2 separate regions of the Homo sapiens genome follow, and region 2 is linked to region 1. The links are chromatin loops, found by intact Hi-C in ENCODE. Cell type or tissue: breast epithelium. All regions are shown on one strand. Each heading gives the region's core, and the rest is flanking DNA. Links, peaks and the distances in the headings are about the cores only.

Evidence for each region. A loop is a pair of places that touch in the nucleus more often than their neighbours do. Peaks named below come from ENCODE experiments on the same cell type or tissue, not always from the same donor. Only the 100,000 strongest peaks of a DNase experiment are listed, where the experiment ranks them.
Region 2: it touches region 1 in a loop (13-fold over the local background); 2 of 110 quality-filtered maps call a loop at or near these places.

The regions. Positions count from the first base shown.
Region 1 is chr12:51,838,232-51,852,931 of GRCh38, forward strand. It overlaps FIGNL2 (fidgetin like 2), which reads right to left and starts at 10,487. Exons shown (of 2, transcript NM_001384995.1): 1 at 10,309-10,487. It overlaps FIGNL2-DT (FIGNL2 divergent transcript), which reads left to right and starts at 9,992. Exons shown (of 3, transcript NR_135803.1): 1 at 9,992-10,332; 2 at 12,030-12,079; 3 at 14,463-14,498. RefSeq lists enhancers at 6,683-7,393, 7,394-8,102, 8,813-9,521, 9,720-10,711. In breast epithelium, for the core only: no CTCF peak of the experiment used is centred there; a DNase peak (open chromatin) is centred at 8,781; H3K4me3 peaks cover 3,648 bases; H3K27ac peaks cover 4,645 bases; H3K27me3 peaks cover 381 bases.
Region 2 is chr12:51,787,274-51,801,973 of GRCh38, forward strand. It overlaps SCN8A (sodium voltage-gated channel alpha subunit 8), which reads left to right. Exons shown (of 27, transcript NM_001330260.2): 23 at 1,422-1,475; 24 at 2,008-2,145; 25 at 3,125-3,229; 26 at 7,098-7,368. Among named protein-coding and RNA genes, the nearest start is that of TMDD1, 20 kb to the right of the region's middle. In breast epithelium, for the core only: no CTCF peak of the experiment used is centred there; no DNase peak of the experiment used is centred there.

The sequences.
Region 1 (14,700 bases), core at 4,082-12,081:
CTTCCCAGAGGCCACTGCACACTGGGCTGGGAGCTGGATCTCCATTGTCTCATTCAGTCCCCTCAGCAGGCTGCTGGGAGGATTGTGGTGTGAGCCTGTTCTACGGTGAGACATACTCCTTCCCTTCTCCCCTTTCTCCACTTCACTGGCTGCTCCAGGTACCCCACCCCAATAGAGCCTGTACCCATTAGTAACCTGGGTAAGGCAGGTGTCTGAAGGGCAACCTGAAAGACTGACCCACGGCTTGCAGGGGTCTCTGAGCCCACTCTAGCCAGCCCTTCCCCCTCCCATGACTCAGGTATTGCAGGGAGTGAGCACTGGCCTCAGAGTCAGCCTCTGAGATGTGGGACAATGTCTTGATCTGTTTCCTCCATTGTGAAATGGGGGGTGGAGAGGCAGCATCCCCCTCACAGGCTGGCCTGAGGGCAGTGAAGGAGAGGTGGAACTTTCCTGACTAGCTAGAGGGGCCACCCATGCAGGACCCAGGGCAGGCTCCAACTCGCTCCTAGAGACTGGCTAGGTGCAGTGGCCTGGGAAAGAGGTGGGGGGGCTGCTCTCCAGGCCCAGAAGGACCCAACTCATTTGACAGAGGACTCCAAAGAGAAAACATAATCCTGGAGCTGCCTGCGGGGCCCCAGAAGAGCTCTGCCTTGCAGGAATGAGTTCCCTGTCCTGCCCTGACCAGCTGACCGTCACTGAAAATACAGTCCCAAACCACAGCTTCCCAGGATGTCCTCGCCTGACCCCTGGCTGCTCTGACCTGTGTCCTGGGACATCTGTCACCAGCCTCTCCTCTGCTAATAGAGGGAGGAGCACCAGGGCCCTCCCATGACCCCCCCAGCCCACCCTCTGCCACTTAGAAACTGCCAGGCAAGTCTCATACTCCTGCTTCAAGTCCCTCCTGACAGCCCACTGTGCCCAGACGTAACTTGGTCTTGAGCCACATTCTTCACTGTCCCCGGGAATCTTAAGAGGAGAGGTAGGAATCTAGGTGAGAATCTTAGGACCCTCTGGGAGGGTCCACAGAGACCTCAGACTCAACATGCCCAAGGAAAACATCTCCACCTCCTCTCTCCCGATTCCATCTCTTCAGCTAGGCTGGAAACCTAGGAGTCCCTGTGTCTGTCTCTCCAGCCTCCACTCATCTAGCTGGCCATGAAGTCAGGTTAACACTCTCTCTAAAACAACCCACAGCTCTCATGTTCCCCACCACAGCTGGCCCCACCTCTGAATTCTGCCTCTGTTCTCTGCCTTCCTAATCCTTCTTCTGTGTGGCTGCTAGGGTGGTCTTTCTGTCTAAAACAGACTCAGCCTCCTACCAAGCACAGAGACGATGTTAACCCTTCAGCCTGGCACCAGAGGTGGATGAGTCTGTCCTTCCTTCCAGCTTCGGGCCCTTTCCAGCTCCTCCAGTCACATCAGCCCATTCTCTCTGAGGCTGTTCCTGTCTCCCTCTTTGGTGCCCCGAAGCATGTTCCAGGCACTTCTGCCCTTCCACTCCAATGCCCAATTTAGAGGTGACATCACTTGTTAACTGGGTTCCCATTCCCTCCGCTGCTCAGCCAGCCCCTGTCTGTGAGCCCTGGTACAAGTGGCTCTCTAGCCCTTTCTGCAGCTCTCTCTCTACCCTGACCTGCTCCTTCCCAAAGTCCCCTCCCTCAGAAAACATTCCCTGACACACAGTGGTAGAAAGAGCAGGGCCACTGGGAACGAGGATGACCTGGACTTTTTAATGATAGTCATGACTTTTTGTCAGCAATTACTTTTTAAAAAGATGACTTGCTTTTTCATTGAGGAACAGGGATTTGCAGTTGACTCTGCGCTTTGCCCTGTCTGAAGTCAGTTCCCCTCCCTGAGGCTCTGTTTCTAGCACACAACGCAGCCTCACACCTGTGCACTCAGTGATGGGCACTGCGGGGAGGGCGCAGGTGCTCAGTGGAGGCCGCCATGGACTGTCCTCTGTCCACTTGGGGTGGCCCTGTGATCTGGGGCTGGTGAGGTCCTTCCAGTGCCTGTCTCCTCTTGGGTCTGCATCTGGGGCTCCTCTTTGCCTGGGACTTGGCCCTGCATGGGCGAGAGATGGAGGATGAGGCCAGAGCTCTTCACCACTTTCAGCCTTAGGCCCCTTTCGCAGTCTGGAAAACCTATGACCTGTTCTCAAAAATACTTCCTCAATGCATAAAAGAAAAATACATGGGGCTACAAAGGGAATTAATAACATTGGCCAGGCACGGTGGTTCACGCCTGTAATCCCAACACTTTGGGAGGCTGAGGCAGGCTGATCACCTGAGGTCGGGAGTTCAAGACCACCCTGACCAACATGGCGAAACCCTGTCTCTACTAAAAATACAAAATTAGCTGGGTGTGGTGGCACATGCCTGTAATCCCAGCTACTTGGGAGGCTGAGGCAAGAGAATTGCTTGAACCCAGGAGGCAGAGGTTGTGGTGAGCCGAGATCACACCATTGTACTCCAGCCTGGGCAACAGAGCAAAACTCCATCTCAAACAAAAACAAAAACATTGGAATACAGTTATCTGCAGGAACTCCTCAGGGTCATGGACCACAAGGCTCAGCCCAAGAGCCTAGAGTCTCTTGGAGGGCCCCACACTTCCCCTCCCCGTAGCCAGTTTTAGGATCCAAGGTTGACTTGAGTCTGTTTGGGTGGCATGTGGCCTCCAAAAGGCTTAAGCTTTAAAGTCTGGGTGATCCTGTGTGCCCTAGCCCCAAATATGGCCCCTTCCCGTGCATGGGGGTGGGAGAGAGACATGCCCCCACAGGGCCAGGCCTTACCAAAGGCGAGGAAACAGGCCCAGGCAGCCCACCCAGGAGTCCCCAGCAGCTGCCTCAGCCCCTCCTGCCCTCTTCCCAGCCCTGGGGGGGCTGAGCCGAGTAACTCCAGCTATGCAGCCCGGCCGGTCCACCTGGGTGTGAGTGGGCAGGGCTGTCCTCAAGGGGGTGGCCCCCTACACCTGCAGGGCCACAGGAACACAGAGGGAAAAAGATACTGGGGGGAGGGTGCTAGGAAAAGACTGAGCAACCACAGCAGCTCCTGTCTGCCTGCTCCCATATGGGATTCTCAACACAAGCCAAGTCCGGCCCTGAGTGCTTCACACACATCAGTTCATTTAATCTGAGTGAGGACGTTATTCCCATGTTGCAGGTGAGGAAACTGAGGCTCGATTAACTTGTCTAAGTCACCAAGCTGGGACAGATGCCACCCCCAGCAGTCTTGCTCCAGATACTTCTCTGCCTGCCACAGCAGGTGGTGGTGTTCCCATCGAACAGCTGAGAAAACTGAGGGAGCAGTTCATTCCCACCCTCTTCCTCAACCTCCCCTGCTCCCCCAGCCCTCCTTTCTTGAACCCCCTCCCACACTTAGCCACCAACCCCGGAGCTTAGCATATCTCAAACTTGTTCTCATGGGACCAGATAAATCCCTGCCCAGGTCTGAGAGGCGCTGGCCTCAAGGCTAGGACACAGGACTCTGGTTAGGGTCTCAGCCAGACTCTGCAGAGAGTGATCAGAAAGGACTGCAAGGCTGAGACTGTGCCAGAGGAGTGGGGAGGAGAAAGGCTCCTGAAGACCAGATCTCTGCACGACCGTGGCGGCCCCTGCAGCTCTGCACAGCCCCTCCTCCCCTTTTCCTCAAAAGAAGCAAATCCTCCATGAAAGATTTTTGGCTTCACAGAAGGACTTGGCCCCATCTGAGAACACGTGAGCCATCTCTAGAAGTGCTGAGTCCCCATCAGTGGAGGCACTCGGCACCAGAGAATGCCTTTCCCGGGAGGGGCACTGCTGGGCAGGTGGAAGGGCTCTCCCCTCCTCTCCCCTCCTCTCTTCTTCTCTGATATCTAATGATCACTACAAACTCAACAAGTCCCAGAATGGACTCCTGACCTCCTCCTACCTCAGCCTCCCAGCTGCCTTCCTCATTTTACGCAGCTCCTTTTTTCTCAACAAGGGGCTCAGTCCCCAAAACTCAGGCCTGAGGAGGGCCACAGTGTGGAAGACGATGGTAAAAGAATGGCCAGCCCATGCCGGACACAGTGTGCCTGGAAAGGAAGCCCCTTCCTAGAGGAGTGAGGACCCAGCCACTGATGAAATGCTGTCCCTCCAGAGAGCAAGGAGGAAGGTGCAGTTTCTCCTGGTGTCCAGAGAGTTCCCAGGGAGCCCCTTTGCTCCAGCAGAAGGCAACAGACAGGCTGGGTGGGGAGGGAGCCGCATGATATGAGGGCTGGGGAAGAGGGATCCTTTTTCAGGTATAACCTAAATCCTACCAGTTTTCTTTCCCCACTGGCCTGGAAAGAACAAACACCTCCAGATTCTTAAGCATCCAAGGGTCAAATAGGGCACTCGGCTGCAGGTGGACCCTCCCCAAGCAGTGGCCCTTGTCTCACTTTGCTTCTAATGCCCACCGACACAGCCTCCCCCAGGAAAAGGCAATCTGCTCAGGACTCCTCTGAGGCAAGCCCCTGCTGTCAGATGCTGATCCTCCCCCTTACAGCCTCTGAAACCTGTCCTGTACCCTCGCCATAGCCCAGAGGCTGCCATTCCCCAGCTCACATGCCCTATGTGGCTTCCTTCTGCTTAGAGAATGCAGGGACAGTGGTCCTAAAAGCATAGCCTGTCCTTTTGCCTCTTCGCTGGTCCCCAACATCTTGTGAGCTCCTTGAAGGTGGCACCACATCAGAAAATAATGGTTGCTGGATGAATAGCTACCTGGATAAAATATTCAAGGCCTCACAGCCATGATACATGCTAGGCACTTGTGGCAAAGCAACACCAAAGCTGGGGCCACCCTTGGGCTCTCCCTGGCCATGTGGGAGGCTGCAGGTGGCTAAGGAAGCCAAAGCATAAAAGCCCCAGCTCAGAGCCTGGTCCATAGGTGTCCACTGCATGTGTGGGGAGGCTCAGGAAGGCCAATCCTGGCTGGACACCCGCGGGAGCAGCTGAGGTTCACCCAGAGCCTTGCACAGTACTGGACACAGTGCGTAGGTGCTCAACACAGGTTTGTTAATAGTAAATGAAGTCTCACGGCTCACGTCTGTAATCCCAACACTTTGGGAGGCTGAGATGGGCAGATCACTTGAGGTTAGGAGTTTGAGACCAGCTTGGCCAACATGGCAAAACCCCGTCTCTACTAAAAATACAAAAAAAAAAAAAAAATTAGCTGGGCGTGGTGGCATGCACCTGTAGTCCCAGCTACTCAGGAGGCTGAGGCATGAGAATTGCTTGAACCCAGGAGGTGGTGGTTGCAGTGAGCAAAGATCATGCCACTGCACTGCAGCCTGGGTGACAGAAGAGACAATCTCAAAAAAAAAAAAAAAGAGTCAATGCAGCTTGTTTGTCACATCTTCACATCCATCCCTGATTAATCACAACACTGGGCTGGGGACCATGTGGCCTGAGTCTGCCCTGGCAGTGAGAGGGGACAGAGGGAGGTATGCTGCTACCTTCCAGATTCCTGCAGGCATCCATGCTGCCTCTCCTCCCATCTACCTGCCCACCCCCTGTCTGCCCTGACTCCATGTCGGAGGGGGCTTCAAATATGGCCTGGCAGGCTGGTTGCAATGGCTCACACCTGTAATCTCAGTACTTTGGGAGGGCAAGATGGGAGGATCACTTGAAGCCAGGAGTTCAAGATCAGCCTGGGCAACATAGTGAGACCACCGCCTCTACAATTTTTTTTTTTTAAGATGACTTGGGCAAGCACTGCTGTGGGCCAGAACTTTCACACACACATGCCCTTTCCCCATCCTCACTCCTATGCTAGAAGGTCGTTCTCTGGAGTCCCTGGGCCCCGAGTCACTAAGCGGGTCCCCAAGGTAGGCTTCAGAATCAAAGGGGCAGACTATTTGAAACCAGGGCCACATCACCATCATATGAGGTTCTTATCCCCATTTTAGAAATGATGAAATTGAAACCCAAACAGATGAAGTCACTTGTCCGGAGTTACATCTGATTAGCAGCAAGGGGTTGCTGAAGCACAAAGCTTGGTCTCTAGGGTAGGGGTCATAACTGGTCATCAAAAATGGGGTTGGGGCTACAGAGGCAGGCCATGGCCACTGCCCAGCTCTCCCACTCACTAAGAACCCCCACTCTGCCTCCAACCCTGAAGATGAATATTCCAAAGGCTGACACTGTCCATACCTCGGTACTAAAGGAAAAGACAGAAGGCACTCAGGGGGTTCGCACTGCAGTCCCCTTTCCTTGGCTAAGCAAACTGGGGAAATGCTGGCCTCAACAGTAACCACAGCCCTGAGCACCTGCACCTAGAGTCATTCAAGACTAGGACTCAGGTCTCCCAGCTCTGACTCCTTTCATCCTCACAATATCCTGCTTAGGAGGTGGACACCATTCTTCACTCTATTTTCTCACCTCACAGATGAGATACAGAGTGTTTAACAAGTGTGTGGAAGCGTTAACTATGATTCATCAAGATGCTTATGAAACTGCTCGGAGAAGAGCAATTGCCACTTGTTCCTGGAGACAAGTGGACCCTAAAAAAAAAGCTGGACAGCCTCTCTCCAAGCCACATAGTCAGAGATGAGATGACCAGCCCAGACCCTGACCCAGCCAGTGTGAACTCTTCCCACTTAAAGGCTGGCCTAGTGCCTCAATCTCATACCCCTGGTCGCTTGGTTCTGGCGGTCCTACTGCAAGTAATATGGCCATGGAGTGAGCACTGAGTGGGGAGGTCAGGAAACCCAGGCTGCAGGCATGACTCTGTCCTCAGCACATCAGAGAGGGATGGACTGGGGTGAGGGTTTCTTGACATAAGGTCCCCATGGGCTTCAGGGGATCCAAGAATCCTCTAAAGCAGAATGCAAAGTCTGGTGTCAATTAACGGAAGTGCATTTTTCTGGGGATGGCTTTCATCAGTGTCTCCAAGGGCTCTGTAAATCAAAAAAAGTTATGGATACCCAGAATGGGTAATCTTGGAGGCTCCTTCCATGCCCTAGTATTCCTGGGTTATATATGGGTTTAAACGTGAAGTACACTCCCCATCCTTCAAGGCCAATTCAGTGGCTGCTCTGGGAAGCTCTAACAGATTTCTTGCTTCTTTGACTGCAGGGAAAGGCTGGGAGCCCAACACCACAGAGCCTGGCAGGGTCCCTCTGCCCTGATCTCCCTCACCAGACAGCCAGCTCCCAAAAGGGGGCAGGACCAGCCCAAGGCTAAGGTAGCAGATGCCAGCACCCCATACTTGACCTCTTGTGGCTCACCGCCCCCCCCCCACAGTCTCTGTCCCCTGAAGGGGGTCTCAGGGCTGCAGAGCACAGGGGCACTGGGGCCTGGAGTCCACATCTCCCTGCTGCAGCCCTGGAGCTTTGCAGAGCCATGCTCCTTCCAGGAACCTGGTTTTCATTAAATCGGGTAAAGGAGTCGATAACCGCCAAGTCCAGGAGAGGCAAAGTTCTGCTAGAAGGCACAGGGAAGGTGAGGGAGACCAGCCTGTCTCTTGCCCTCCCTGGCTGACCGACGGCAGGGGGAGGGGAAGGCAGGGCTCCTAAGGGTCCAGCAATGGCAGCAGTCGGAGCTTGGGGGGAGAGTCGGGGGAGTCCTGGCCCAGATAATAAGCAATTGTTAATGTGATCCATATGGATCCTGACTGGCCTCTCTGTTTAACAGAATGATAATGGCAGGGAAAGAATGCTGGTCTGTGGGGAAGGGAAGGGGCAAAGTCCTCCCCGGACTTGGGGGGGTGGGGTAGGGTCATGGGGAGGAGAAGGAGGCAAATAAGGGAAAGGGAGAGGAGGAGCCCCACCCAGGGGTCTCCACCACCCAAGAGCACAGAGCTGTTTACCTGAAGGTGGCCAGATTCCATGCTATGCAGACTGCCTGGCTAAAGGCCCTTACAAAACCCCTTTTATTCAGCCAACCAATATTTATGGAGCACCCACAAGGTGTCAAGCCCTGTGGCAAGCCCACTGGGGGCAGGGCCAGGGAGTACATGCTCCATTTCAGTCAAAGCCCTGAGTGGACCCCGCCACAAAGGCGGAAGGGAGCACAGGTGCAGGCCACGGAGGGAGGAGCAAGTGACAGAAGCTCGGGGCTGGGGAGGTGATGCGGAGGAGGTGCGCATCCGAGTTGGGCCCTGAAGAATAAGGAGGTTGTGGAAAGACAGGGACAATGAGGAAGGCATTTGGCTGGAGGAACAGCGGGAGCAAAGGCAGAGAGGCGTGAAATTGCGTGGAGAGAGCCCTAGATCTCAGCAATAAAGCTGCGGCCCAGGCAGGGCAGGGAGGGGAGTCCTGATCCATAAAAAGCTGTGGCCATGGGTGAGCAGAAGAAAGGCAGGAAAGGGCTCTGCGACGCCACACTCAGTCTGGGTGGCTCTCCCCAGCCTTCGCCCAGGCTGGTACTGGAATTGACAGTTACGGGATCCTCAGCCCAGCCCTCAGCCATACCACGGCCAGAGAATCGGGCAGGGCCTCCGAAGCCAAACTCATTTCTGTGTCTCTCAGCCCCTTCTGTTTCTTCTTCTGGGGCGGGGGTGGGGGCAACAGGAATCCCCCCGAGGAATGCGGGTCCTCTAGGCCTCCCCAGGAGCAACTCCTCTGCCCCACACAGCCTAATTCCCTTTGGCCCAAAAGGGCTTCGCCCAGAAGATATTACAGCGAGGACACGAGGGTCGCTCCCGTCTGCCTTGGATGCCAATGGAATCAAGTGGAAAGAAATGAAATGGTGTTAAACATGGGAAAGGGGATTTACGAGGCCTGTCACCCGTCCAGCCCAGCCACCCCAGCAAGCCCCGCCCCTTTCCTCGCCCACCCCAGGAAGTCCCGCCCCGCCCCCTGCCCGCAGCTCGCGCGGCCGCCCGGTACCCGCGTCCCACAGCTGGGTGGCGGCGGCACCACAGCACCGGGCAGCCCGGCGCGCCCGTCCTTGGGGGCTCAGGCACAGCGGGGAATGGCGTCGGTTCCGGACTGAGAGGCTCGGGGAGGCTTTAGGAGGATGCTATGGGATTTCGGGGTAGGCTCCGGGAGGGTCTGGGACTCCCTCTGCAGGGTCAGAGGGTTTCGCACCGTGGCATCTGCGGGCCCAGCCCACTCCAGAGACTGGGCGGCTCCACAGGGGAGGCCCCACGGCCCAGGAACCGGGAAGCCCACCTGCGCCGTAAGCCCAGAGTTGGGCTGGAACCGGGTCCCCACTCCTCGCTGCCGGGCGGAAAGCAGGAGACCGCTCCGCCGCCACAGCCCGTGCGGACAACACAAACATTCTTCAGTCCTCTATTCTCCTCCAAATTAGGTATCCATGGAGACAGGGCCGGCAGCCTGACAGCCCTACGGCCTAATCCTGATTTAGTGACCGTCCCTTTAACAGCCCACCCACCCGTCCACCCACCCCTGCGCTCCGGGCCGCCGCTGGGCGCAGGGTCCAGGCCGCGCGCTCTCTGCCCCGCGCAGACCCCTTCCCAGGCCTCCTCCTCTGGCGGGGGCAGGGGGACCAGCGGGGCTGGGGAAGGGCACCAGCATTTGCTGATCACCTACAGGGTGCTCAGCAATCTGCGAAGGACCCTCTGCAGCGGCGGGGGGGTTGCTAGCATGCGAATCTCTGTGTAGAACAGGAGAGGGCTCTTGCGGTGGGGAAGTTTGAGGGGCCCTCTCTGGAGAGCTGGGCGCTCCGGGGGTCCCCCTTGTTGCCTGTAGCCCCAGGGTGAAGGTGAGTACAGCCTCCTACAACCCCCTGACTCTGAGACGCGGGCTCTGTTCTCCCGGGCCAGAGGAGAAGACATGAAGAGGGTGGGTGTTAGGGGCGCGGGGACCCTAAGTAGCCTCGGCCTCCTGTCACTGCCCCGTCACCATGCTGGGGAATCTCCGGGCCAGTAACCCAGCCCCCACCCCTCCCACACACACACACAGGGGCCGCTGGACAAAGACCTGACGGAGTGGGAGGGGCCTGCGGGCCGGCCCTCGGGCTCCGGACGCTGGATCCTTCTGGGACCCGAACCCGCAAACCTTGGCTCCCCACCCCCAGGCCAGCAGACGCCCCCGAGCCGGCTGCTCGCTTTCGCTGCAGCCCCCGCACCAGAGGGGGCTGCGAGACGGGTGCCCGTCGGCGGCCGGGCGGCTATCCCCTGCTCTGCCCGCCCCCTCCCCCCGAGAAGTGACCCTCGGCTCCCACGTACCCGCTAGGGTCTCTCGCCGGCCCTGCCCTCCGACCCCCGCCGAGCTGAACCCCGCGACTAGCAGCCCCCGCCCTCTCGGCCCTCTCCGGCCCCGGGCCGGCGGACAAAGCTCCGGACACCCTGACCGAACGGTCACCTCCCCCCGCCCCATCCCGGCCCGCCCGCGGCCCCGTACCTCGGCATCACGGCCGGGTCCTAGGTGAGTGTGCGCGGCCTGGGGGCGCGTCCGGCCCGGGGACCGGGGCGGCGGCGCGGGCCGGGGGCGACAGGCCTGGGCTGGGGGGCAGTGGCGCTCACCATCCTGGAGCCGCTGCTGCTGCGGCTGCTGCGGCCGCCGCGGGCGGGAGCGGGACTGGGCAGTGGGGGTGGCCGGACAAGGGGCGGCCCCGGCTCCCCCCGCAGGAAAGACCCCCACCCCCACCCCCGCCTCCCCTCGCCCGCCCCCAGGGCCCTCCCTCGCAGGCCCTCCCTCCCCTCCCCTTTCCCTGCTCCTCCCTCTCCTAGTGCCCCTCTCTTCCCCCAGCTCCCGCCCCTTCTCTGGCCCCTCCACCCCCGGCTTCTTCCCCGCCCTCCCCCACCTCGCCCCCGCCCCGCCCCCACCTCCCCTGGGCTCGCCCAGCCCCTCCTTGCCACCCTCCCGGCTGGCCCCGCCCCCTCCCGCCCCTGGCTCTAAAATAAATTAGCCACAGAGGGGAAAAAAGAGCAAGTGACCCTCGGTGTGGAGAGTGTCCTTCGCCACTCTCAGACCCGTCCGCCCCGCCTCTCCCGGCCGTCGGAGCGGGAAGCTGGGGTTGGGGTGGGGGTCGGGCCGGCGGGTAGGGGTGGGGGACGGCATGGGGACGGGGCCGAGGCCGGGACTGAGCAGCCCAGCCCGTCGAGCGTGTCCGCTGGATGTGGGCGGCTTCCTGGGTCGAAGGGCAAAGGGGAAGGCAGCCGGCCTGGGCCCGCCCCGTCCGCGGGCCGCCCCAGACCCCCTTTCCCAGGACTGCCTTGGCCCCCTGGCCCCAGTCTGGAGGACTCTTGCTCACTTCCTCCGCCCCCAGGTGAGCTGAGAACCCACTGCGCGCGGGACTCTGCTGCGCCTGCCCTCCCGGGCTGCAGAGGGCAGGACGCACCGCCAGGCAAGGCCGCGGCTCTGCGCTGATGCCACTCCGGGAGCGGGTGGCTGCGGGGGAGGAGGGCGAGCACTGGACGGGGGCAGCGGAGTGTAGGGTGTGAGATCTAAACAGAGGGCTCCACTGGAGGGCTTGCCCAGAAGGCGGCAGTCACACTGGGCCAAGCAGGATGACTGGCAGGAAGAAAAGATGAGGGATGAATCCCAGACCTCTAGTCCACTGAGAGTGTCCAAAGACATCCGTTCAATAGATACATACTGAGTGTTAACTTTGTGCCAAACATTGGACTGTGCACCAGGGATACCCAAGAGAGTCCAAGAGGCACAGCCCTGTCTTCCTGGAGCTCCCAGTCGAAGGGTAGACAGAATTCTGCCCGACACACACACACTCAAGGCTTCATCAGGGATAAAGGCCAGGAACCGGCTTTGCCCCAGGAGAAGGTAGGAGGAGGGCTGTGCTGATGATGGAGGGTCCAGAGAACCTTCCTGCTGTTGAGCCTCCAGATGTCCCAAGGCAATCCTGTTTCCACCCAAGGGCAGTGCTTAAGGGTCCTCTCTCCTGAGAGCTTGTTTCCCTTTTGAGTGGCTGCCTAGCCTGAGTGTCAGTAGGGCAAGATTGGCCCTCACCCACTAGCCTGTAGAACTCCAAACACTACCCCCTCCCTTCTTCTAATGCAGATTCCCCTGCAGGCTCTGGGGTCTGACAGGTCTGGGGCACTCCTTTAGGTGCCACTCAGGGAAACAGAAGGGGAGGGCCTCAGTAGCTCCCACTTCTTTTCCAGCCCACATTTGGAAGCAACCGGCACCCACGCAGGTTCTGGAACTTGCCAAGGTCAGTGTCTTTTCCACCTCCAGAATTATCTCTTCCTTGCCACTCCCCACCCCCAGGGCTCTGCCCTGGCACAGGAGGAGGGACGTGTCAAGGCTCAGAGTGCTAGAGTAGCCCCTGGCTTCAGAATCAGGCAGGATGAAGGGAGCCACAACCACCATGCTAGGAGACTGGAACCCTTGCTGGAGGAACAATCCCAGGATACCAGCTGGAAGGAACTCCTTGGCTATTTCCTTATTGTTGGAGCACTGGAGGCCCAGAGAGGAGAAGTGACACACTTGGGGTCACACAGCAAAGCTGGATCTAGAATCCACTGCACTTTTTCCACCCCTACCTGTCAGGTTCCCTGACAGCCAGAGACAGGAACTAAGGGAAAGACTAATATCCTTATGAGCTGGGTGCCTCAGCCAGCAGGATTAGTGCCAGGAAGCCAAGTCTGGCATTGCCAATGGGGATCCTGCTCCACCATGCTCCAGGGAAGGGGGGATGACAGGAGTGGGGTTGGACTGAGGCGCTCAGTGTGAAGGAAGGAATTGATCATGCGCTCCCCTGGAGCGGGGATCCGGTTCTCCTTCATCCTCTAGGAGTCCGGGAGTAAAGGAAGGACAAGCTTAAAGCTAAGGAAGGCCTTGCTAGTGAGATAGTGGAAGACACCAGCCTGCTGGATAAGGCCTTCGCTGGACTCCAGGGGCAAGACCAGCAGCTTGGCAGTACTGAGTTGTTTCCAATGGGCGGACTGCTGTGGGTGATATTAAGAGGTTTAGTTAGCAGGTGGGGGTGAGGTTGATCATTTCACCCCTCCACCTCCCACCCTGCACCAGTGCTCAGGGCGATGAAGTGTGGCTCCCCCTCCCAGAGCTCATTAAAGTCCTGTTAATACATCATCCAGCCTCCTGGGCTGACAAATACTCTGTTCATCACATCTCTACCTCCTGCCCTCTTGGGCAGGGCCCGAGAGACTGATCTCTGAGGACTCTGGGGTGACCTCACTCCTGGCTGTCCCCAGTCAAGGGATCTGTGCCCTGAGAGCCCCTGCTGAGGTGGCTGTGATCATCCCCAGGCAGGTCAAGTGCCTGGCAATGGATTGGATAATAATAGTGGTAATGATGGTGGTAATGTGTGGCTTCTGCAGAGGGCCCTCCATTCTTTCCCAGATCTTTTGCTAGTATCACACCCAAGGTGGAGAATCCCACCCCCATCCTGCCCCCAGGGGAGACAGGTGCTATGCTTGGTTGTGTGGCTGAGTGCAGGCACCTGCTGCGGGCGCATGCATGTGGGTGTGCAGCAGAAGTGTGGGAGTGTGTGACCTTCCTGGTCCAGAGACCTGCAACAAGGGCTTTCTAAAAACATTAAGAAGAAAAATAACTCCGTGGGTCTAGGGAGAATCAGCTCAAAGGATTTTGGAGGGAGGGGGGAGAGTTAGAGGGAGGAAGTAAAAGCTAGAGAGAGAGGGCGGGAGGAGCAAGTAGGGTGAGGAGGAAGGAAAGAAAAGGGCCCCGGGTTGGGGGAAGGATGGGGTGGGGGGAGGAAGGGAGAAAGAAATGGAAGAGAGGAAGAGGAAAGGGCGGGGAGGCCTCTTTGTGGTCCTCTGGACTGGCCACTCAGGAGTCATTATGAGCAGGAAAGGAAGGAAATGTGTCCTGGCTTGGGGATTGGGGTGCGTGCCCAGAGGGCACCACACCCAGCTGGGCTTCCCCCCAACCACACTTGCCCGGGACTCAGGCTGCTGTCCCCACAAATGGAAACTCTAGCCCTTCTCATTCTTGCTCTTTGCCCATCAAGGCCCAGTTCCCAGTGCCTCCCCAACCCTGATCAAACCACCCCAAAAACTCTTACTCTTCATGAACGTATACCAGCTTTGCCTTCCCACTGTGCTACAAGCTGTGTCTAGTCTGGATCCTATCCCCACCCCACATCCAGCCTAGGAGCCCTCGAAAGCCTGTAGGCAAACTAGAAAACATGTTCCTCCCTCTATGCAGCTCAGACTTGGGAGGAGGAGCTGGGTGGCTATCAGTCTCCGCTAACTCCTTGGGGCCCAACACTTGGGGACGCTGATACCTCGCTTCCAAAATCGTTACCCCACACATGGCCCTGCTGTTTGTTCTTTGAGCAGAAGCACATCCTGCACCATCCTGCAGCATAGCTCTTCAGCCAGCACCCCAAATTGATCCCACCATGTACCTTACAGTCACACAGAAACTCCCACTAAACATGCATACCTTTTTAATACCTCAGAATCTTTCTGCCTGGAATCTCATTTCCCTACTCTGCCTGATGAGCTCCTATTCATCCTTCAGAACCCAACTCAGGTATGCCCTTCTCTGTAAAGTCTTCCCTATCTGTCCCGCATCCTAGCAGAGCACTTCCAATCTTTTTTTTCCCCTAGGTTCCAGGGGTTGAGCCCACTCCATCCTGTCCAAAGGCAGAAGCCTCCTCCAAGTCCTGCACGATCCGCCCTCTAACATGCAAGCCCATCTGGAACCTCTGGAATCCTACTGGGCTTCTTCGCTCCCTAAAGTTTACAGACCCAGGGCAAAATAGGGAACTGCAAATCCAAGTGGCCCAGAGGTCTCTCCACCCCCACTCTGCCCTCTCTGGGCCTGAGCCTGACAGGAGATTCCCAG
Region 2 (14,700 bases), core at 237-8,236, 55 kb before region 1:
CACTCACCTCAGCTCCACCCCAGAGAAAGGTATCAGATTAATGTATCACAGTAAGGAAGGATTTAACTATCTAGATAATTTTCTTTTGCCTAATTTCATTCTTTCGTGCTTAGTTTTCACTGCCTCTCTCACCAGTGTTTCAGAATGTGTGACAAGACAACATAATGCAGTGAAAGCTCGTAGGCTTTGAAATTAGACTGTTATAGATTTGAACATACTCTGATACTTACTGGATATGTAACTTTGGACAAATTATTCAGCCTCTCTGATTCTCTGTTTCTTCATCTATTAAATATAGATAATGACACTTTGCATGGTTGTTAAGAGGATTTGTGATTTTTAAAAATTTCTTAGCACAATTCCCAGCATATAACCATGCTTAATTAATGAAAATTGCTATTAAGTATTTTTGTTACTATATTTCCATGCCTATATCATACAGTTCTTGGGAGACTAACTGCAATAACAGATGAAGCTCTCAACCTAACCTTACATATAGTAAGCACTCACTGTCAACTCATAGTAGAAGGCAAAGTTCATGGAATGAACTGTAGTTTTTCCTACCCCAAAGCTTTTTTGCTGTTGTATCCCAGTTCAAAAAATTGGACCCACAAATTGAATCCGCATTGGAGCATCTCCAGAAAACCAGTGCACATCCACAAGCCAGTCAAACATGGTAGTCACAGAGTCCCTGCCATATGCAAGATGCTGTGCTTGACAGTACAGTACTAGGGCCCTCAGATGAATAAAGACCTTCCTGTGCCCTGAAAAAACCTTAGAATCTGGTTGAGTACATAAAACACGGTGAATAGTACATGGATTATCCATATTTGTTTCCAAAATCAGTCTAGATATAGTAGACTGAAGGAGTAGAATTGGGAAGGGACTGTCAAGGATAAAGCTGGTATTGCTACTACATAGGCTATACATGTGTATATTAGTAAAGGGTAAGTCTGATCTTGTTTTTCTGTTAAATCCAACTATGAGTTTTTCCAACCCCCATCGCTTAACACCTTTTTTTTTTTTTTTTTTTTTGCTTACCACCTTTTTAAAAAATGATTCCTCAGTGGAATGGAATGCTAAGTTCCAAGCATTTTCAGTAGATTCCTGCCATTCACTCATAAAAGTTTTCCCTAACTTTAGGCAGGCTTCTCAGGCCCATGTTTTTGAGTCCTTTCGTAAAGCCTTAATCCCATTACCATTTTCAACATGTTTATTTGCCAAACTTTGTTGTTATTTTCAGGAACAAAGCCCTCCTGGGACCTGTAGTAACAAACAGAAAATTCTGTGTCCAAGGGAGGCTGCACCCAAACCCCTGTTCTGTGTTCTCACTGAACCTAAGCCTGGCCTTTGGGACCCCTGCCTAGACTCCCATCCACTCCCTTTATAGGCACCGTCTAATGACTGACTCTGTTTGCCAGGCAACCTTCAAAGGCTGGATGGACATCATGTATGCAGCTGTAGATTCCCGGAAGGTAAGGATGTACATGGCGAAAATACCACCTTCTCAGATGGCTGGAAAGCAAGCAGCATGGTATACCGAGCCCACCAAGAAAGAGGAAGGGATGAAGGAATGGAGGAGTTGACGTTTCTCTTTGGAACATTTATTGCTTGTGTTATTGATTATAGATCATTTTCCTCGTCTCAGTAAGTCATCACTCTCTTACATTGGCCCCCGATGATTAGACTGTTGATTTTTTACGTGGCCCCAGTGAAGCTGTCTATGCTTCAATCCTGCTTCATAGCAAAAGTATGGCTCCTAGCAGACAGCCCTCCCTCCCTGTGGCCTCATGATTTGCATGTTCTCCACATGAGTCAGAGGACGACTAGTGTCCTCTCAAGGCAGGCCATGCCAGTGTAGAGAAGGAGGCAGGCAGAAAGAATCTAGGGCTCTCCCACCCCAAGATGTTTAGCAGCTCAAATGGTCACAGTTACGGCTGATGGCCTTGGCGTGTCAAACTCCAAACTAGGAGCTGATTCTCTTCCTTTTATCCTGTCCTTTGACAGCCTGATGAGCAGCCTAAGTATGAGGACAATATCTACATGTACATCTATTTTGTCATCTTCATCATCTTCGGCTCCTTCTTCACCCTGAACCTGTTCATTGGTGTCATCATTGATAACTTCAATCAACAAAAGAAAAAGATAGGTCTCCTCCCCTCATTGCCAGTGGTTGGAAGTCAGCCCAGATAAGAGGCACCTTTGTCCCTATCTCTAGAAAGAAAATGTCCCTCTTTCTTTCTCTAAAATCTATATTGTTAGCTCACTGTGACCCTGGCCCCCATACGTTAGCCCCAACCCACTCTTTCTGTTCGGGGCTGGATTTTGCAGCATGTAGTTTACCACACTTACTAGCAGTCTTTTATTCTTGAGGCCTATTACTGGTCTTGGTCTCCCACCAGAAGCAGGTAGGTCAGAGAGTGCAGTCGAGCAACAGAGATGAAAAGGAAAGAAACAGATGAATAGCTATCGCAAGAAGTAGAAACTGTCTAGACTTGTGATTATCTAGTCAATCTCTGAGCACAAGCAAATTGGGATTTGAGAGACCCACCTTTGGAAAGTTTACTTCCTTACTTGTTCTAGATGGTTAACAAGTTTTACAAAGCAAATTGAAAAAATTGCTCGTTGCTCATTTTGTAAGTCAAGTCTATCCCAGCATACTCCAAGACACCCTCCAAATTGCTTTCTTGCACCAGAATTTCCAAATTTTGGGTATCATCTAAAATAAATTGGCTATCAGCCAGGACACAAAGATCTTTTTATTCTAAAATGTGTTTTCTAGAATGTATCAGGAAAGCTGGCCCCCAGAAAATGAGACTCTGAGATATGACTGCCTTCAGAGTCACTGCTCTCAAGTTTACCCTTTCTGAGGGTCTATAATTGGATAGTCCATTTCCTTTCTACCTTGGGACTGGAAGATCTTAGAAATCCTGAGCTAAAAACAAAGGCAGGTATCTCTTTAGAGCTGAATGATTATCGCGGGTCTACCCCACTCTGGGACAGCTATTAGCTACAAAGGAAAGGGATAGGTCTCCCCTCAGTTCTCAGTATTGAACCTTAGGTCCAAACCCATAGCATGTTGAGAGCCAGTTGTAATTGTCTGTTTTCTTCTTCCCTCCTTTACTTCGGAGGTCAGGACATCTTCATGACCGAAGAACAGAAGAAGTACTACAATGCCATGAAAAAGCTGGGCTCAAAGAAGCCACAGAAACCTATTCCCCGCCCCTTGGTAAGTGCATTGTGCAGGCTGAGGCCTTGGTGAGAACCCATATAGGAAAAGTACTAGTAGAGTTACTGCAAAGGAAGGAAAAAGGTAAGTGATTGGCTGCTTTGTGCCTAATCCTCTCCTCACCACCCATCCAAAAGATCTGAATAGGACAGCAGAAGAACAGGGATTAAGGCATGGGGGCTTTTACATCAATCCTCGACCTATCCTCTGAGCCTTCCTTGGGCAGCCACCAAGAATCAGCATGTGAACCACATTGGCTTTGGCCCTAGTAGAGAGATGTTTTTAGAGACAACCAAAAGTCAACAAGAGAAAATGAAATAAAGTTGCTCTCTTTCCTGCCAGTTCAAGATAGGATTTGGTCATAATTTTTTCAGCTTCTCTCTGCTCAATAAGGATGTCTTTGCAGGATGTATCTAGAAGTTAAAATCATGCTTCTGGTTATTTGTGGGAGCAGAAGAGGGTAAAACTATGGGAGTCTGGTGCCCTGATTGCCTCTCTTGAGCTGAGCCTTTTATAAAACAGATTAGGGGGCTGAGATTCTGCTCCATTGTTCCATTGGTGATGGTTGTCTTGTTTCAGAGAAGGAGAAGGAGATACCCTGCTCCTGATTCCATATATCCGGTTGGATGGGACATCACCCCCAAAAGCCAGGCCCAAAGTTCCTTCTTCTGTAACTTCCATTTAGCAACTTTAAAAAACAGACACAACACCACCAAAAAAACCCAGCAGAACCTTTAATACAAAAGCTTCCCTGATAATCTAATTTGTAGAAATAAAAGTAGAGTGACTATGTTTGAATCAAGAGTTATAGTTCCAGAACGTTTTCTCCCCTCACCCCCACACGCCGCACGTGGTACATCTACCGCATCAACTTTTGAAGGAAAAGAAATTCTAGGGCTTTGCAGGGCAGATTGAAAACCACCAAGTTAAAGTAATCCTGGAAATAAGCACCAGCCCAAGTATCTCAGTACTTCAAACAAACAAACAAACAAAAAAGCAAGGAATCTCAAGAAAGAGAACATTTGGGGTTTTTTATTTCCTTGATGTTAAGCCTTCATTTTGTGATAGAAATGGGACTAAAGGGAATAGAAAAGGGTTAACATTTCTAAAGTTCTGTTTAGTACTTTCCATATGGGAACCTGAGTGTATTTTCTTCCACATTAAAATATAACTTCCAGCCTAGGCAACATAATGAGACCCCATCTCTACAAAAAAATTTTGTAAAAAGTAGCTGGGCGTGGTTATGTGTACCTGTGGTCCTCACTACGTAGGAGGCTGAGGTAAGAGAATTGCTTGAGCTTGGAGGCCAAGACTGCAGTGAGCCATGACCGTGCCACTGTACTCCAGCTTGGGCAATAGGGAGGGACCCTGTCTCAAAAAATACAAAATAAAATAAAATATTTTAAAAAGTAGGAAACATTAATAAAGAGTGATTAACATTCATTTAGCAAATATTTATCAGTCTTTACTATGTACCGTGCACTAAGCATTATGTGATGAACAAAAGGTAGACTGCTGTCATGGAGCTTATAATAGTTGGGGAGATAGATAATAAATAAGTAAGCAAACAGCTACAATAAAATGTGGAAGATTGTAGGAAAAAAATTAACTAGAGGGCTATAAGTGGTGGATCTACTTTAATATAGTAGTCAGAGAAAGCCTCACTAAGGAGGGTCTACTTGAGTGGATGAGAAGGAACTGGCTGGGCACGGTAGCTCATACTGTAATCCCAACTTGGGATCTAGAGGCAGGCAGATCGCTTGAGCCTAGGAGTTCTAGACCAGCCTGGGCAACACAGTGAAACCCCATCTGTACAAAAAAAAAAAAAAAAATTAGCCGAGCCTGGTAGCATGCCTGTAGTCCCAGCTACTGAGAAGGCTGAGGTGAGAGGATGGCGTGAGTCCAGGAGTCAGGGCTGCAGAGGATATGGTAAGCTATATCATGCCACTGCACTCCAGCCTGGGGAAGACAGCGAGACCCTATCTCAAAAAAAAAAAAAAAAAAAAAAAAAGATGGAACCAAAGAGCTGGGGAAAGAGATTCCTGGCAGAATACACAAGACCCCAGAAGCAGAAAACAGTGTGGCCAGGGGGTGGCGAGCCAGAGGAGGGACATTGATGAGCAGAGTCAGACTGTGCCAGGTGTCTCCCCGTAAGCCAGGTTAACAAATAGGGATTGTGTTGCAAGCCCAGTGGGAAGCTCTTGAAAGGTTTTAAGTAGGGGAATGATGTGATCCATTTGTTTTTTGTTTTATGTTTTGAGACAGAGTCTCTCTCTGTTAACCAGGCTGGAGTGCAGTGGCGTGATCTCGGCCCACTGCAACCTCTGCCTCCCAGGTTCAAGCAATTCTCGTGCCTCAGCCTCCCGAGTAGCTGGGACCACAGGCGCCTGCCACCATGCCCGGCTAATTTTTGTATTTTTAGTAGAGACAAGGTTTCACCATGTTGACCAGGCTGGTCTTGAACTCCTGACCTCAAGTGATCAATTTTGGGAGGCCTCGGCCTCCCAAAGTGCTGGGATTACAGGCGTGAGCCACCGCACCTGGCCATGATCCATTTGTTTTAAATCATTACACTTGCTATTATATGAGGACTGCATTGGATGAGGGCAAGAGAAGAAGTGGGAGACCAGTTAAGTGGCCATACAAGTCCAGATGAGAGATGATGGTGGCTCAGGTTAGCATAGAGCCAATAAAAATGGAATGAAGTGGATGAACCCAAGTTATAATTTTGGAGGAAGAATCAACAGGCCCTTCAGTGGATCAGATGAGGGAGAAGAAAGAGACAAAGATGATGCCCAGATTCCTGGCTTGAGAGCCTGGATGAATAATTGAGATGAGAGGAACAAGCTGGGTGAGGGGCAGGGAACAGACTTGGCTCTGCTTTGGACTTAACTGTGAGAGGCTTGGACATGGTAAGTTTGAGATGCTTATGAGTCATCAAGAAGAAGTGGCAAGAAAGCAACTCAGGATCAGAGGAAAGGTATGGGCTGGAGAAGAAAAGCTTAAGCATAAGTACATAGGTATCACGTAAGCAGCAGGAATAGATGAGCTCTCATAGAGCAAAAATTTAGAGAAAGAAGGGATTGAGAGAAGAAATGGCTGGCAGATGAGACCAAAAAAGGAGCAGCTGGGTAAGTAGGACGACAGCCAGAGTGTGTGGTGTCACAGACGCAAAAGAGAAGTGGGTCAGCTGGGTATAGTGGTGCACACCTGTAGGCCCAGCTTATTGGGAGGCTCAGGCAGGAGGATCACCTGAGGCCAGGAGTTTGAATTGCTATGTGCTATGATCGCGCCTATGCATAGCCACTGCACTCCAGCCTGGGCAACACAGTAAGACCCGTCTCTAAAAACAGAAAGAAAGGCCAGGCATGATGGCTCACACCTGTAATCCTAGCATTTTGGGAGGCCAAGGAAGACAGATCACTTGAGGCCAGGAGTTCGAGACCAGCCTGGCCAATATAGCAAAACCCCGTCTATGCTAAAAATACAAAAAATTAGCCGGACGTGGTGGTGTGTGCCTGTAATCCCAGCTACTCGGGAGACTGAGGCATGAGAATTGTTTGAACCTAGGAGGCAGAGGCTGCAGTGAGTCAAGATCGCACCACTGCACTCCAGCCTGGGCAACAGAATGAGACTGTGTCTCAAGAAAAACAAACAGAAAACAGAGAGAAGCTGGTAACTTTGGAAAGCTCTTGGTGAGGTAATATTGATGTTGGTCTCCATCCATGCTCCTGATAGAGCAGCAGAGCTGACCAGTATTACAGAAAAGGAGGGAGAGGGTACCTCGATTAGCAGGGTGACAGCTTCCATAGGTTGGCTTGGAAAGGTTTTCATGAATCTTTTATCTTTTCCTTCCCTTCCTCCCCAGAACAAAATCCAAGGAATCGTCTTTGATTTTGTCACTCAGCAAGCCTTTGACATTGTTATCATGATGCTCATCTGCCTTAACATGGTGACAATGATGGTGGAGACAGACACTCAAAGCAAGCAGATGGAGAACATCCTCTACTGGATTAACCTGGTGTTTGTTATCTTCTTCACCTGTGAGTGTGTGCTCAAAATGTTTGCGTTGAGGCACTACTACTTCACCATTGGCTGGAACATCTTCGACTTCGTGGTAGTCATCCTCTCCATTGTGGGTGAGTGGGGTTGGGGAAGTAGGCGAGGGGAAAGGGGACCTGACTGATTGTGAGGATGAGATTTCCCAGGAGAGGAATGAATGACACAGGTCTGAAGTGCAGGCAAGATACCCTCATAGCTTAAGTCCATGTGTGCCCCTGAGTCATCTCGGGGGCCTGCCTAGCAGGTTCCATGGTCAGTGAGTTTCTACTGAGTGTTCTCGGTAGTCTTGGATTATAAATTCTGTGGCTCAGGGAAAAAAGAAAAAAAAAGAAGATTGGTTCTTGCTTTTAAGGAGTTTAAAGTCTAACAGGGAAGGTAAAAGAAAGTTGTCATTAAAAAATGTAGCACAATAGAAGTATAAAATGAAAGAAGGAATGATTGCTAAGTTGGCCATTAATGAAATAGTCTAGGTAAGTTCTGGTGGTGATGGCCATGGTAGTGCTGCTGTTACTGGCAGGGCTTGTTTACTGAGATTTTACTGTGGGCCAACTACAGTTTGAGAGTTTCTTCACCTGTGTTATCTCATTTGATTCTTATTACATCCCAGGAAGCAAGCTTCTTTATTATCTGGACTGTATACATGTCCACAGCCACTCGCTAGGAGGTGGTGGAGGCATAACTCGAGTTGATCCCAAAGTCCAAGTTTTTTAACAGTGACTGTGTGCATTTTGCTTCAACCTAAAAGTGTGGGGGGATGATGTCCTGGCAGGCAGGCAGAAGGAAATGCCACCCTGTTGATTGCCCTCCCAAAATGTTTCCTTGCCTTCCTGAAAGGCATCTTTTGTGATAAAACTCAGCCTTGTTTCCAGGTAAGTTTGACTCATTTACACTAGAGAGAGTGCTCGAGACCCATGGGACCAGCCCCAGAGCTCCAGCGGCCATGCTGGGCCTAGTGTAGTGGTTATAAGGTACCAGAAGGCAGGGGTCTCCCCTTGGCCTGTGCCACCCTCTAGTTCTGTCCTCCAGAGCAGCATGTCCAAAAGTGTGTTGATATGTGGAACACTAATCCTAGACATTTCTCCTCAAGAAAAGAATCTCATGAGGGAATTACTTTAGGTAACACTGCCTTTAATTTTCCTTTGAGGATTCACAGTGCACATTACTGAATTCTCTTGGAAATCCTACGGTAAAGAATTCTGGGCCGGGTGCAGTGGCGCGTGCCTGTAATCCCAGCACTTTGGGAGGCAAGGCGGGCAGACAACTTGAGCCCAGGAGTTCAAGACCAGCCTGGGCAACATGATAAAACTCTATCTCTGAAAAAAAAAAAAAAAAATGAGCCAGGCATGGTGATACGTGCCTGTAGTCCCAGTTACTTGGGAGGCTGAGGTGGGAGGATTGTTTAAGCCCGGGAGGTCAAGGCTGCAGTGAGCTGAGATCACGCCATTACACTTCCTAGATGACAGAGAGAGACCTAGTCTCAAAAATAAAGAATTCTGTTTAAATGTAACATAGCATCCCACCTTTATTAGACCAGTTTCCTTTTTTTCAGTAATAATAATGATAGCTCACATTTAAATGGAACACATTATGTGCCAGGTACCATAATAAGTGCTTTAAATATGTTAATTCATATAATCCTCTCAACAAACCTCTAAGAATCCTGAGGAACTGAGGCACAGAGAGGTTCCCAAGACATGTGGCTGGTAAGTGAGCAAGTGGGGATTCAAGCCCAGCCCCTGGCCTCAAGTCCATTCTCCTAATTTCTCACAAAACACACTTTGGACAATGCTACCCTTGTCCACTGCTCTTGAAACTTTCCTGGCCACTTATCGTTGAGTGACACAGAAAATCCACAGACCAAATCATACCCCCTATTTTCAAATGGTACTCTAAAAAGAGGAAGATGTTTTTGATGATGGGGATTTTTATTAACATTAATTTGTTCAGAAACAAAAGTATAGAAATCATCTTTTTAAAGTAAGAAATGTATTAGAGTTTTGTAGAGGGACAAAACTAATAGGATAGATGTATATATGAAAGGGAGTGTATTAAGGAGAACTGACTCACGATCACAAGGTGAAGTCCCACGATAGGCCATCTGCAAGCTGAAGGGAGCCAGTAGTGGCTCAGTCTGAGTCTCAAATCCTCAAAAGTAGGGAAGCTGACAGTGCAGCCTTTGGTCTGGCCAAAGGCCAGAGAGCCCCTGGCAAACCACTGGTGAAAGTCCAAGAGTCTAAAAGCTGAAGAACTCAGAGTCTTATGTTCGAGGGCAGGAAGCATCCAGCGCGGGAGGAGATGAAGGCCAGAAGACTCAGCAAGTCAGCTTCTTCCATCTTCTTCTGCCTGCTTTTTCTAGCTGAGCTGGCAGCCGATTAGATGGTGCCCACCCACATTGAGGGTGGGCCTTCCTCTCCCAGTCCACTGACTCAAATTAAAAGTAATGGCAAAAACTGCAATTACTTTTGCACCAGCCTAATCTCTGGTAACACCCAGAAACGATACTTTGCATCCTTCAGTCCAATCAAATTGACACTTAATATTAACCATTACAAGTCCACCCCTTGCCAACTTGAACCCATACACATCTCCTGAAATCATACTTAATCTCCAAATAAATACAATAATAAGGTCCTAATTACGCCTAACATAATACAGCTATCCTTCATACAACCAGAAGCGCACTAATCCTTAACCTGAATGCTATTACATAAAGTTAACAACACTTAAATGCTGATACGAAGTCAACAAATCTTACGTCACATGATAAAGGAAAAAGAAAAGAACTAAAATGAAGATATTTTCCTAGTACAAGTGTATACATGCACAAACATGTTCTTAACAAAATGAGGAAATACTCATGACAATAGTCTTCATTTCTGCAACTGGTCACGTGGTCGTAGCTGGTATTGATGACTACCTTCTACTACTCATTCTATATTCACTTTGCCTTCAGCAAGCACCACGGCTGGTTGTGGTTATTTACCTGGTGGAGTGACCCAAATCTTCATTCCTAAAGGGTTTGGGGCATTTGTAGTCCTACCTGGATTGGGCTGTTGTAGTTTCCCATTGACCTTAATCACAGGGCATGCTAATACTAAGAGACGCCCTAAGGGATCTCCTGTATTCCATGCATACTCTTCCATACCTCCATTGTGGAGCAGTAGACTGATTTCATCTTGATAGTCTGGGTCAGTCACCCCAGCCAACACTATAACTCCCTTCTTAGACTGTTGACTTAGAGGTAGCCCAAAGTGGCTAGGTGGCCATCTTAACTTCAGGTTTAATGGAATCATTGTTGTGTCTCCTAGTGACAGCATTCCTCCCTCTGGAACTAAGACCTTTAGGCCAGCAGAACATAATGTCGCAGGAACAGGAGGCAAAAATTTTGCTAGCCGGTCACTAGGGGTGATGGGGAGTGGTGCCACTTCCATTTCCACCCCTTGATTCCTGGACCCATGAATCCTGGCTATGGGAGAAACAGTACCATATATTGGACACTGATTCAAAGCATACATGGCCTTCTGGAGAACTTTGCCCCAGCCCTGCAAAGTATTGTTACCTAGTTGGCATTGTAATCATGACTTCAAAAGGCCATTCCACCATGCTATCAATCCAGCTGCTTCAAGATGATGAGGAACATGGTAACACCAGTGAATTCCATGAGCATGAACCCACTGCCGCACTTCTTAGCTGTAAAGTGAGTGCCTTGGTCAGAAGCAATGCTGTGTGGAATACCATGATGGTGGGTAATGCATTCCGTGAGTCCACAGATGGTAGTCTTGGCAGAAGCATTGCATGCAGGATAAGCAAACCCATATCCAGAGTAAGTGTCTGTTCTGGTGAGGACAAACCGCTGCCCTTTCCATGATGGAAGAGGTCCGATATAAGCAGCCTACCACCAAGTAGCTGGCTGATCACCCCGAGGAATGGTGTCATATTGAGGGCTCAGTGTTGGTCTCTGCTACTGGCAAATTGGACACTCAGCAGTGGCCACAACCAGGTCAGCCTTGATGAGTGGGAGTCCATGTTGGTGAGCCCATGCGTAACCTCCATCCCTGCCACTATAGTCACTTTGTTCATGGGCCCATTGGGCAATGACAGGGGTGCCTGGGGAAAGAGGCTGAGTGGTGTCCACAGAATGAGTCATCCTATCCACCTGATTATTAAAAGCCTCCTCTGCTGAGGTCACCCTTTGGTAAGCATTCATGTGGGACACAAATATCTTCACAGTTTTTGACCACTCAGAGAGGTCCATCCACATACCTCTTCCCCAAATTTGTCACCAATCATGCTTCTTTGAAGTCCCTGACCATCCAGCCAAACCATTTGCTACAGCCCATGAATCAGTATATAATCACACATCTGGCCATTTCTCCTTCCATGCAAAGTGCACAGCCAGGTGCACTGCTCGAAGTTCTGCCCACTGGGAAGATTTCCCTTCAGTGCTCTCCTTCAGGGATGTCCTAGAAAGGGGCTATAGTGCTGCAGCTGTCCACTTTTGGGTGGTGCCTGCATTTCGTGCAGAACCGTCTGTAAACTAGGCCCTAGTCTTCTCTTCTTCTGTCAGTTGATCATAGCGAACTCCCCATGAGGCCATCTCTGCAGGCTCTGGGAGAGAAGGTAGGGTGGCAGCAGTGGGGACCATGGGCATTTGAGCTACTTCCTCTTGTAACTTACTTGTGCCTTTAGGACCTGCTCGAGCCCAATCAGGTGCATACCATTTCCATTTGACGATGGAATGCTGCTGTGCGCACCCAACTTCATGGCTAGATGGGTCAGAGAGCACCTAGTTCATGAGAGGCGGTTCAGGCCACATGGTAACTGGGTGACCCATGGTCAAACGTTCAGTTTCCACCAAAGCCCAGTAACAGGCCAAGAGCCGTCCCTCAAAAGGCGAGTAGTTATCTGCAGAAGATGGCAGGGCCTTGCTCCAAAATCCTACGGACCTCCTCTGTGATTCACCTATGGGGGCCTACCAAAGGCTCTAAACAGCATCCCTATCTGCCACTGATACCTCAAGCACCACTGGATCTGCTGGGTCATATAGCCCAAGTGGCAGAGCAGCTTGCACAACAGCCTGGACCTATTGCAGAGCCTTCTCCTGTTCTAAACCCCACTCAAAACTGGCAGCCTTTCAGGTGACTCAATAAATGGGCCGGAGTAACATACTCAAATGAGGAATGTGTTGCCCCCAAAATCCAAATAGGCCCACTAGGCGTTGTGACTCTTTCTTGGTTGTAGGAGAGGCCAAATGCAACAACTTATCCTTCACCTTAGAAGGAATATCTTGACAGGCCCCTCAGCACTGGGCCCCTAGAAATTTCACTGAGGTAGAAGGTCCCTGAATTTTAGTCTGATTTATTTCCCATCCCCTGGCACCCAAATGTCTCACCAGTAAGTCCAGTGTGTTTGCTACTTCTCGCTCACTGGGTCCAGTCGGCATAATGTCATCAATGTAATGGACCATCATGATATCTTGTGGAAGGGAAAAGCGATCAAGATCTCTGCGAGCAAGATTATGACACAAAGCCAGGGAGTTTATATACCCCTGAGGTAGGACAGTAAAGATATATTGCTGGCCTTGCCAGCTGAAGGCAAATTGCTTCTGGTGGACCTTATGGACAGGAATGGAGAAAAAGGCATTTGCCAAATCCGTAGCTGCATATCAGATACCAGGAGATGTGTTAATTTGCTCAAGCAATGAAACCGCATCTGGTACAGCAGCTGCAGTTGGAGTCGTCACCACTTGGTTCAGCTTATGATAATCCACTGTCGTTCTCCAAGATCTATCTGACTTCTGCACAGGCCAAATAGGAAAGTTGAATGGGGATGTGGTGGGAATCACCACCCCTGCATCTTTCAAGTCCTTGATGGTGGCACTAATCTCCACAGTCCCTCCAGGGATGCAGTATTGTTTTTGATTTACTGTTTTTCTAGGTAGAAGCAGCTCTAATGGCTTCCATTTGGCCTTTCCCACCATAATAGGCCTCACACTACCAGTCAGCCAATATGGGGATTCTGCCAGTTGCTAAGTATGTCTGTGTCAATTATACATTCTGGCACTGGGAAAATGACCACAGGATGAATCCGGGACCCACTGTAAGTCAGACCTGAGCTGAAACTTCATTAATTATCTGACCTCCATAAGCCCTTACTCTAACTGGAGGACCACAGTGATGTTTTGGGTCCCCTGGAATCATTGTCAGCTCAGAGCCAGTGTCCAGTGTCCAGTAGTCCCCGAAAGGGGACCAGTTACCCTGGTAAAAGACCGGAGGTCTCCTTGGGGAAGCATGGGAGAAAGATTAGCAGTATAAATTGTCAGTAGTGTAGTGGGGTCCTTCCTCAAAGGGACCAGGCCTCCCCTTTATTCAAGGGGAATATTATTCTGGGTCTGTACGCTGGTTCAAGTCTGGAAATTGGTTGAGGGGGCATGATTCTCTATTTTTATAATTCAAATTAGCCTTTTGTCCACTTGACCTGGAAGTTTTCTGCTTACACAAATCAAGAAAGAATGTAGTAGGCTTCCTATCAATTTCACTTCTAGGAACACCATGATTAATTAGCCAATGCCAGAGCTCTACACTAATCAGACTATTCTGAATGCTGCTTTGCCTCTGCTATCCATTATGGTAGCTACGCCCACCTTGCCTTTGACAGTTGAGTGCCCCCACTCAGCCCCTGCCACCTTGGGATCCAATTATTCCCATTGCATTTAAATTATCCAGTTAAGTGACTGCAGTTCCCACTGTAAGATCTGGCATACAGGGAAGAGCAATCACAGAGCTCTTCAAGGATGCAGGTGCTCCCCTCACAAATCTGTTTTGCAAGCTATTAAGGGTATGTCTTCTGGACCCTACCAGTTGGGATGAGTAGGTCTAAGGTGACTAATCCACTCTAGCATTCCAATCTCCCTAAGCCTTTGGATCCCTTCCTCTACATTAAACCAAGGGAGATCAGGCATTTCCAGCTTACTCACAGTGGGCCATCTTTTGATCCACGTTTCAGCTAACCAAGCAAATAAACTATTAGAACCTTTTTAACTCCCCGAGCTGCGATATTAAACACAGAATCCCTGCTTAGTGGGCCCATATCAATAAATTCAACCTGATCCAACTTTATGTTCCTTCCACCGTTGTCCTGCAACCTTAATATCCATTCCCATACCTGTTCTCCAGATTTCTGCTTATACAAATTAGAGAACTCCAGCAGGCCAGGCGCCATAGCTCATGCTTGTAATCCCAGCACTTTGGGAGGCTGAGGGGGGCGGATCACTTGACGTCAGGAGTTCAAGACCAGCCTGGCCAATATGGTGAAACCCCGTCTCTACTAAAAATACAAAAATTAGCCGGGCATGGTGGCATGCACCTGTAACCCCAGCTACTCCGGAGGCTGAGGCACGAGAATCACTT